Regions from separate parts of the Homo sapiens genome. Here region 2 is linked to region 1. A link is a loop called in an ENCODE intact Hi-C map of the cell type or tissue named here. Cell type or tissue: endothelial cell of umbilical vein. All regions are shown on one strand. Links, peaks and the distances in the headings refer to the core of each region. The heading gives the core; the rest is flanking DNA.

Region 1 (5,387 bases), core at 301-5,300:
GTAGCCCTGTAATCTCTTCAAGAGATGATGATCTTTGATGGCATTTTGGGGGTGATGTTCAGGTGGCAGCCAGATTGGAGGGGACCGTGGAGCAGACTGTGTGACTACTCATTCCAAGGGCATCATTGTGGAGAGTAAGCACTGGATCGTAACACAGGAAGGGTGAGGGAAGTGTCTGGGAGTGTTTTTTGTTTGTTTGGGGCTGGGATTTTTAGATCCAGAAGGTTTTCAACATATTTCTTAGTTTAGCAGAACGAAACAGAGGAATGGAAGAGATTGAAGATGTAAAAGAGTGAAGGAATAATTGTCTGAAAGCTTGGCATGAGATCAAGAATAAAAGGGCGGAGACTCTTCCTGTGATGGAAGGCCAGGGGCCAAGAACAGACAAGCAAGTCTACAAAGGAGCTTTAGATAGAGGGTTCCCCAGGATTGGCTTTGAGATTCTCAGTGTGGGGGGATCTGGAGTAATCTGCTGAGATTAAGTGTTGGAGGAATAGGAACAGGTTAGGGGAGAGTTTTATAGGAATTTTTAGAGACAGCCATTATGAGAAATGTGACAGGGAGGGAACTAATGATGGATAAAAGGATTCTTGAGTAACATTAAGTGCCCAGTCAAGATTAGACAGCAGGCATTTGAAGTGGAGCCAACTCAACTTCCTCTGGCTGTGCTTGGTACAGCTAAATCAAGAGGCAGCAAGATGTTTCATGTGGAAAAATAAATTTTTAACACTCTATTATTCTTTAACGGAGGGCAGGAATTGAAGCATCCTTATATGAAGATAATTCAAAGACATCCAATAGAGGTGGCATAAATACCAAAAATTTGAAAAGTATGTTGTTCCGCAGCCTTGTTTTTAGGCTCAAATAAACACCCCATTAAGTAGAATGTATACCCCGATCACTTAGAATACTCAAGTTTCGAGGTGCCACTTAAAAATAAGGCAGATGCTGTACTTAGCTAGGGAAAAGGTATGTCTCTTGGCAGGTGGGATCCCTTCACCTGGTCCACAAGATGGACTTAATTGGAAGCAAATACAGAATTGGAGACGGTCAATCAAATGGAAGCTCCTCAGTTCCTAGATCAGTTTCTGGTACATGGTAGGTAAATGAGAAATACTTTGTGAATAAAGTACAATTGTCCCTTGGTATCCATGGAGGATTGGTTCTAGGATCTCCTGAGGATCCCAAAAATCCATAGCGGCTCAAGTTCCTTATATGAAATGATGTAGTATTTGCCTATAACCTTCACACATCCTCCCGTATATGTTAAATCATCTCTATATTACTTAGAATACCTACTACAATGCAAATGCTATATAAATAGTTGCTCTACTGTATTTTTAAATTTCTTTTTTTATTTGAATATTTTAAATCTGTGGTTGGTTAAATTCATAGATATGAAATTCATGGATACAGAGGGCTGACTATATATATGTATGTATATGAGTAAATGTATAAATTTATTCATGTCACTTTGGAGCACTAGTCCTATGAGACATAGTAAAATATGGAAAATCCTGACTATATTGATCATTTAGTAGTCCTGCCCACGTCATTCAACATGTAGCTGTGGTAAAAGCAAGTTTTCAAGTTCCTGTCAAGACAACTCAACACATTTACTCTCTTCTGCTTCTCTGCCTCCCTCATTCCCTCTCTCCTGAAAGTTACGGGTTGTCAGAACTTTTATTGAAATGAAAACAAAATCTAAGTTGATTCTCTAAGACATGAAAGAGTCAGAGTCTAACAAGTCCATTAATATTCTATTCTTTCCTATGCAGTACTGCAAAGCATGTTTGGTGATGATAAAGGAATAGTTTTGTTTTGATGGATACAAATAGTTGTTATTTATTTCATGATCACCATGGTAAGTGTAAACCAAAAATAAAATTCCAACCACCTGAATGGACCCCTCCTCTCGGCCAAGGGCATTCCAAAGTTAACCCGAAAAACTAGTTTAGGCCGTGATGGGAAGGGGGAGCCCAACATGACTCATTATTCCCTCTTCCTTTTTGGAATTACTGATAGAATAATCTTTTAAAGTCTGATAAGAAACATTGACAATCTATTCTCTGAAGCTTCCTACCTGGAGGCTTTATCTGCATGATAAAACCTTGGTCTCCACAACCCCTCATCTTAACCCAGACATCCCTTTCTATTGATAGTAAGTCTTTAGATAATAACAACTTTTTCAACCAATTGCCAATCAGAAATTCATTGAATCTACCTATAATCTGGAACTAACCAACCTCCCTCCCCCAAATTGTGCTCCCTTTCTGGACTGAACCAATGTAGATCTTACATGTATCAATTGATGCCTCACGTCTCCCTAAAATGTATAAAAGCAAGTTGTAGCCTGACCACCTTGGGCACATGTTCTCAGGATCTCCTGAGGGCTGTGTCACAGGCTGTTGGTCACTCATGTTTGGCTCAGAATAAATCTCTTCAAAATATTTTACAGAATCTGCCTCTTTTCATTGCCATAGACTTGATAGAGAAATTTTAAGAGTGGGTCTTTAGTCCTTAAAAAGCTCGATCTAGTAGAGACAACATTCCAAGGACCTGGTTAAGTGAGGCTGCTTGCCAGAGATACACTTTTTCCTTAGCCAAGTATAACATCTATTAGAGATAACCAGTGGTTCCATATGGTACTTGGTAACAGAGGCTGAGAGAGAATGGGTGTGGGGAGAGACAAGTGCTATAGGAGTACTTGATGATGCGGTAATCTTCCTTGAGTATTCTGCCATGACATTCAGTTTTTATATACGAGATCCAGGCACAGCCGTCACTGGGTATCCACGGGGAGTTGGTCCCACGACCTCCCACAGATATCAAAATCCAGAGATGCTCAAGTCCCTGATATAAAATGGCATCGAATTTGCCTATAACGTAAGAATATCCTCCTGTATACTTTAAATCATCACTAGATTACTTATAACACCCAATACAATATAAATGCTAGGTAAATCTTTGTTGTGTTGTTTAGGGAATAATGACAAGAAAAAGTCTGTAAATGTTTAGTCACAGACACATTTTTTTTTCAAATATTTTCTATTCATAGTTCTTTGAATCCACTGATGATGCACCCACAGATATGGAGGGCTGGCTGTATTTCATCAAATTTCAGTGTAAAGGATGACAGGGTAATGACTCACCCAGAAGATATTTTTATAGTTCCTCCTGTTTCCTTCCTTTGATGGATGAGGGAAATGCTGTCATACTCAGAAGTTGAGAGTGGGCAGTTAGTTGCCTCAGTAAATGGCCACTCCATCCTCCTATGGCTTAGGCCATAGTCTTGAGTTTGTCCTTTCTCCCAAATGCTATATCCAGTTCTGTTGGCATTTACATCAAAAATATACACAGGGCAATAGAAACGTTGCTGTCTTTGTTAGGGGTATGTTACATAGGTGTATGTATTTGTCAGAACACATCAAACTGTGCAGTAAAGATCTGTGCATTTCACTCTCTAAATTATAACTTAATTCATATGTGTAATGCATCCTAATATGTATAGTAATATACATTTTGTATTCAGAATATATAGCAATATGCGTTTATATATATACATATATATTTACTATATGTGTATTCACACATACATACATTTTATATATATATTTACATATATATACACGCACATATTTACTATGTGTGTATTCACACATACATACATAGCTAGTGTCCCATCACCATCTCTACTGCTCACACCCTGACCCGAGCCACCAATAGAACACCTCTCATCTGAATTGTTGCAGTTGTTTTCTGACTGTTCTTGCTTCTACCTCTGTCACCCCTGCAGTGTGTTCTTAGGAAGGATACTTCTTAAAACAGAAATCAGATCATGTCATTCCTTGGCTCAGAACCCTCCAGTGGCCTTCCATCTCCATGCTCAATTGAAGTCAAAGCCTGGCTGCCATGGAGGCCCCAGATTCCACTACCCCACCACTCCCACCACGCCTTCTGTGCCTCTGGGACCACATTCCCTACTAACCCTCTGGCTCACCAGCTTCCGGCCCACTAACCTCAAACATCAACTACATGAAGCTCTCCCTTCTAGGGGCCTTTGCATTTACTGTTGTTTCTCCCTGGAAGCTCTTCTCAGATATTTCTGTGACTTTCTCCCTTCACTTTCTTCAAGGTTTTAATCAATGTCACTTTATCAGTGGGGCCTTCCATGATTATCTGATCAAAACTTTTAAGTGCCTGCCATTCCCTTTCTGCACAAAGAGCTGGCACGGTATATAATTAAGAGGATGCGCTCTGCTGCCAGACTGTCTGACTTCACATCATTTTCTAGCTGTGTGACTTGGTGCCTCAGTTTGATCACTTTCTGTGCCTCAGTTTGATCACCAATAAAGTGGGGATAAGTATTGTGTCCTTAGGGTTATTGTAAGGATTAATTGAATTGATATATGAAAAGCACTAAAAACAGTGCCCGGTACAGAGTAAGCTAATGTTAATGTTATTCCTCTTGCTTGCTTCGTTATTTTTCCCATAACACTTATCAATCACCTTCTCACCTGCTATATATTTAAACTGTTTATTTTTTGTGGTTTCTTGCCGTTACAATGTATGCGCCATCAGAGCAACAACTTTTTACTTTTTTTCCTCTTCTATTTTCTTTCTTTTTCTTCACTACTGTACCTTCATCACTTAGAATAGTGCCTGATATGCAGTAGGTACTTAATAAATATTGTGTAATCAATGGGTGAATGAGAGAAGAGTCTGTGCACTTTCAGGAGGCTGTAGGATAAGGTAGGTTAGGGAAGGGGCTGGAAACATTTTCTGCAAAGAGCCAGATAGTAAATATTTTAGGCTTCGTGAGTTACAACTACTCAACTTTGCTGTTGTGGCATGAAAGCCACCATAGATGATACGTAAACGAATGAATGTGACTGTGTTCCAAAGAAACTTTATAAAAACAGGCAGTGGGCTAGATTTGACCATAGGTCATAGTTTGCCAACTCCTGGGTTGGGGAATAATTTTTGGCTTTACTTTCCTCCTTCTCATTACTCCTCCCTTCAGCCAGCAATTAGTGCTATTCACTCAGAACTGAAATATGAATAATTTGAAAAGCATTACATTACCCCTTAGTATTTGGCTCAGTATTCGTTAATTGTACAAATTTTCCATATGTCTCTTAATATTGTAATAGGAAATAACAATGTTAAGAATATATTTTGAAGTTTCAGGGCTCTGGTTTTCATTTCTCTTCTCCCACAGCCGAAAACTGGTAATTCTGGCCAGGAGCACGTATGCTATAAAGGAACAAGCAGTGTTGGCATTCCTCTTACTGTATGGCCAAGAGTGTAACTGACACCCAGTTGGAATAGAAACCAACAGAAATTACCTACAAGACAAACTGTTGAGTTTATAAGATTATTTATAA
Region 2 (5,387 bases), core at 130-5,129, 160 kb before region 1:
AAGAAGGTGGGGATCAAAAACTACCTATCAGGTACTATGCTTATTACCTGGGTGACAAAATAACCTGTACACACAACCTCTGTGACACACAATTTACCTATATAACAAATCTGCACATGTACCCCGGAACCAAAAATAAAAGTTAAAATAAATAAATAAATATTCATGATTTGGACAGGGACCGTGATTCTTTCAGCTGTCAGCTCTCCTATCCCAATGGGGTATCATTTAGGGTGTGGGCTTCCTCATTGCCCAAAATAGCTGCTCAAGCCATCACACTCACATCCTCACATCCCCACCAGTGAGCAGGAGAAGGGGAACACAGGGCATGCCTCTCATTTTAAGTTGCCCATACACTTCCACCTAACTCACATTGTCCAGAATTTAGTCACCTGGAGATGAAAAAGAGGCAGGAAAATGTGTTTTTTTTCTGTGCAGGCACGCATTGGGCTAAAACCTCAGGATTCTGTTATGACAGCAAAAGGGAGAATACATATTGGGAAATAAGTAGCATAAACCTATCACAAGTTCTCATCTGCCTTGAAATTAAATACCACAAATCTAAAATTAATTTTAACTATTTTTAAAATTAGATCTAAATCATATGTAACATGTATTACCAATTCCCAGCTGCGTGACTTTTCTGTGAGACCATCTTTATCTGTAAAATGGAGACAATGATAGCAACCACATGAGACTATTTTGAGAATTAAATGAGTTAATATATGCAAGGTGTTTAGGACAGTTATTGGTACTTAATAAATAAGAGTTGACCCTTGCACAATGCCGGGGTTAGGGGCACCAACCCCACACACAGTCAAAAATCCAGGTATAACTTTCGACTCCCCAAAACTTAACTACTAATAGCCACCTGTAGACCAGAAGCCTTATCAATTACATAATCAGTAAATTAACACAGATTTTGTACGTTATTTGTATTATATACCATATTTTTACAGTAAAGTAAGCTAGTGAAAAGAAAATGTCATAAAGAAAATCATAAGGAAGAGAAAACATATTTACTATGTTGGAAGTGAATCATAAAGGTGAGTCATAAAGGTCTTCATCCTTGTGATCGTCAGGTTGAGTAGACTGAGGAGGAGAAGCCGGGGGTTGGTCTTGCTGTCTCAGGGGTGGCAGAGGCAGAAGAGGTGGAGGACGTGGAAGGGAAGGCAGGAGAGGCAGGCACACTCGGGGTAACTTTTATTTTCAAAAACCCTCATATAAGTGGACTCTCGCAGTTCAAACCCGTGTTCTTCAAGGTTTGACTGTTCTACAAAAGCCTTAGCTCTGTTATGCAAAGGAAAGGAAATGAGACTCACAGGGCTTATCTTGGAAAACCCACACCAGTGCCCAGAAACCACTGCTTCCTTTTCCAACAGCCCAGAAACCATGTCCTGACATCAATTTCAAGCCAGGTTTCAGAAAGGAAGACACGGTTTCTGTGCAAGGGCATGATATGACCAAGTCAGTCCTGGCACAGAAATCCTCACTAGCTCCCTTCTGCCAGTGTGCTTGCCTGCCTTCCTGTCTTTTTCCCTTTTCTTTCCTCCTTTCTGAAATCCAGAAACCACCCCGCATGTTCACGTGCCTGATATAAAATGGTGTAGTATTTGCATATAACCTATGCACATCCTCCTATGTATACTTTAAATCAGTTCCAGATTACTTCTAATACCTAAGACAATGTAAATGCTATGTCAATATTATATTGTATTGTTCTTAAACTTTTATTATTTTATTGTTGTATTGTTATTTTATATTGTTGAAGATATTTTTTAGCTTTTAGGTTCAGGAGTACATGTGCAGGTTTGTTACGCAGGTAAATTGCATGTCACGGGGGTTTGGTGTACAGATTATTTCATCATCGAGGTAATAGCATAGTACTCAATAGGTAGTTTTTCAATCCTCCTCCTCCTCCAGCCCTCCACCTTCAAGTAGTCCCCAGCGTCTGTTGTTCCCTCCTTTGTGTTCATGTGTACTCAATGTTTAGCTCCCACTTACAGGTAAGAGCATGCAGTATTTGGTTTTCTGTTTCTGTGTTAGTTCGCTTAGGGTAACGTTTAAAATATTTTGGATCCACAGAACCCACGGATAAGGAGAGTTGGCTGTATAGATATGACGATGAATATTTACTTATATAAATGTGTCTTCCACCATTGCCTTCTCTTCTGTTTAATTGGTTAAAACATTCATTGAATTACAATTACTTTCATACAATACGATTTGTCAGACAAACTTTCTTTTCCTCAACTTCTAGATAACTTTAAATCCCTTGCCTTGGCATTTAAGAAAGCTCCCCTTCCCTGGAAATCTTTCTTCCCTCTTCTTCATTCATCAGAACAATATTTGATTCAGGTCTCTTTTACTGTGTGAAGCTCTTGGAAAGTATTAGAAAATCCAGGCTACCCTTCTGTAGGCATTCTTTCCATAATGGTTTCTCTACAATCCTGTAGCACTTACATAAACCATTATTTGCAGTCAGCATGCTACTAACTATTGTTGTTATTTATCTTTATCTAAACTGAAGTTAAAGACTGTTTGGACATCCTTTTATCCTCTGCCTTACTTAGCGCAGAGCCTTAGATTTGTAACTGATGAACATTTGGTAATAGAGATGAGGTTGCTATTACCACCACGTAAGGGGATTTCACAATGATGTTTTTTTCCTAAATATCTATGAAGCCCTGTAGGAACTACCTGCCCTAATTTCGTTCATTCGACGTGCTAACAATTTCTATAGTTCCAGCTCTGACATCACTCTTGCTTAGAGTCTAACGGGAGAGTTTCAGCTTCCAAGAACTTTCTTTACTATCATAGGAAATGACACAGTTTCTCTCCCTCCCCCTTACTCCCTTTCTTTTTCTTTCTTTGAACTCAATTTCCTTAAAAACAGTGATTTTATCATTTTACTAACGGGCTAGAAGCCAGGGACTTCCCAGATGTACAATGAATAATATTCTCTTTCTCCCGGAGGTCAAAATCTTCGCCGCCTGAGGTTTTATGTATTTGACTCCTCCAGACAGTCATTTCTCTTTTTAATGCCTACTCTGTTCCAGGAGCTTTATGTACAATAAAGCCACTGCATACCTACAGTAAGCTGCAAGGTAGCTATTGTTTCCCCATTTTATTAATGACAGAAGTGAAGCTCGGAGGTATTCAGTAGTGTGCAGATATCTGTCTGTACTGGCACAGTTTAAAAAGAGGCACATTCAAACCAGAGTAGCCTACTTAACTACTAGTTTCACAATAGTAATTGAGAGTAAATTAAAATATTACAAACCCCTCCAGGGAAAGGTACTCATTAAAAGGTTTAGATTCCTGTGGGAATATAAATCAACACATATTTACTCCCCTCTAAGTTTACTTCCTGAAATCTCTGGGCCCTCGGCGAAGCCTTTTGCTAACACATTTAGGGCTTAGGGTTTTCTCTGGGATCCCATATCCTTCTTAAGTGTCACGTCTCAGGACTCATTGAGCAGGGGGTGGCCTGGTGGCTGGCAGGTGGGACAAGCTGGGACTACACCATCCCTCCTGCTGGAGTGGAGCAGATGTTGGGGTTAGAGCCAGCTGCCGGCCTGGGACGAAGTCTGTTTCTGCAGCACCAAGAGGTTACATCACTGGATGAGAAGAGGTGGCTCAGGAAAGCTGTCAAGGTCAAGGTCACGAGATCCAAGATGCGACTATGAGGATGCCCTGTGTTTGTGGGTGCTGCTGTTTGTGATTCTTCCCGTAGGCTGGGAACTTCACTTAGGTTCTCTACCATCTTTATTTCTTTATGTCTTTCTTTATTTTTTGAGACAGAGTCTCGCTTGTGTTGCCCAGGCTGGAGTGCAGTGGCATGATCTCGGCTCACTGCAGCCTCTGCCTCCAGGGTTCAAGCAATTCTCCTGCCTCAGCTTCCAGAGTAGCTGGGATTACAGGTGCCCACCACCACGTCCGGCTAATTTTTGTGTGTTTTTAGTAGAGACGGGGTTTCACCACGTTGGCCAGGCTGGTCTCAAACTCCTGACCTCAAGTGATCTGCCCGCCTCAGCCTCCCGAAGTGCTGGGATTACAGGTGTGAGCCACCGTGCCAGGCTTCTCTATAATCTTTGAAAAGGGCTTACCAAAGCACAATCCATGAAGCACAATGCTTTGAGCACAGAAAAGGCTCTGGGGTCAAATAAGTGCGAGAAACAAATGCACTGTTCCCAACCCACCACGGAAATTGGATGACTAACAGCTCTCAAACTATGAAAATAAGCAAACAAACAAACCAACAAAACCTTGTAATCAACAAGCCATACCACAAGCAGTTAAAATATGAATATGTAATATGCAATGTGTCGTGAGAAATCCTGAGAAATCTTTATTAAAAAGAAGGAGAGAGATAAGATGGCAGCCCAAATGCAGAGTGAAGAAATCATTTTTTCCTAAAAGAGAGAAAACAGAAGCAGGTTTTAATACAGAAGCAAAGCAACAGTGCGGAGGCAGAGCCTGAGGATGTCAGAAGTATACTTATACATCTGTTTCCTCAAAGAAATTGGGAGCTCCCAGTGGAATCCCAGCAGAGGCACTCAAGCAGAGGTTTTGAAATTGCGAACAGCGTTTATAACTAATGGAATAGAATCCCCAAAAACCAACAAGGGTCTGAACGAAGGGAGCCTTAGGAAAGAGAGTGCACACATGCTTTCTCTGAGATAGAAGGGGAGTGGGAGATGATGAGGGAAAACACGGGAATATTTTGAATGGAAAAAAGGCTGCACACAGGAGTTGTTTGGCAGTGGAGAGAAGATTCTCATCAGCTGGCCTTGATCAGTGCAGTAAGGCAGAGGCGAGGTCACCGCCCACAGAGGGAGCTGGCAGCATTCAGGGGCTGGCAGAGTGGGAAGGAGCTGAGGAAGACAGAAACCAGCTGTTGGGGCCCATATATTTTGGAGTTAACCAGAGACTCAGAAGAGGCCGGGCGCAATGACTCATCTCTATAATCCTGGCTCTTTGGGAGGCTGAGGCAGGAGGATTGCTTGAGCCTAGGAGTTCGAGACCAGCCTGGGCAACATGGTGAGAACCTGTCTCTACAAAAAGCAAAAAGATACAAAAGTTAGCCGGGTGTGGTGGCGCATGCTTGCAGTCCCAGCTACTCGGGAGGCTGAGGTGGGAAGATGGCTTGAGCCCAGGAGGTCGAACCTGCAATGAGCAGTGATTGTGCCACTGAACTCCAGCCTGGGCAACAGAAAAAGACCCTGTCTCAAAAAAAAAAAAAAAAAAAAAAAGTCTGGGCGTGGTGGCTCACGCCTGTAATCCCAGCACTTTGGGAGGCCGAGACGGGTGGATCACGAGGTCGGGAGATCAAGACCATCCTGGCTAACACGGTGAAACCCCATCTCTACTAAAAACACACACAC

What was found. Peaks named below come from ENCODE experiments on the same cell type or tissue, not always from the same donor. Only the 100,000 strongest peaks of a DNase experiment are listed, where the experiment ranks them.
Region 2: it touches region 1 in a loop (1.8-fold over the local background); 1 of 110 quality-filtered maps calls a loop at or near these places.

Annotation. Positions count from the first base shown.
Region 1 is chr12:27,616,357-27,621,743 of GRCh38, forward strand. The region is part of intron 2 of PPFIBP1 (PPFIB scaffold protein 1); the gene reads left to right. Among named protein-coding and RNA genes, the nearest start is that of REP15, 77 kb to the right of the region's middle. In endothelial cell of umbilical vein, for the core only: no CTCF peak of the experiment used is centred there; a DNase peak (open chromatin) is centred at 3,085; H3K27ac peaks cover 3,105 bases.
Region 2 is chr12:27,459,485-27,464,871 of GRCh38, forward strand. All of the region lies in intron 1 of SMCO2 (single-pass membrane protein with coiled-coil domains 2), which reads left to right. Among named protein-coding and RNA genes, the nearest start is that of SMCO2, 15 kb to the left of the region's middle. In endothelial cell of umbilical vein, for the core only: no CTCF peak of the experiment used is centred there; DNase peaks (open chromatin) are centred at 1,367 and 2,887; H3K4me3 peaks cover 254 bases; H3K27ac peaks cover 3,650 bases.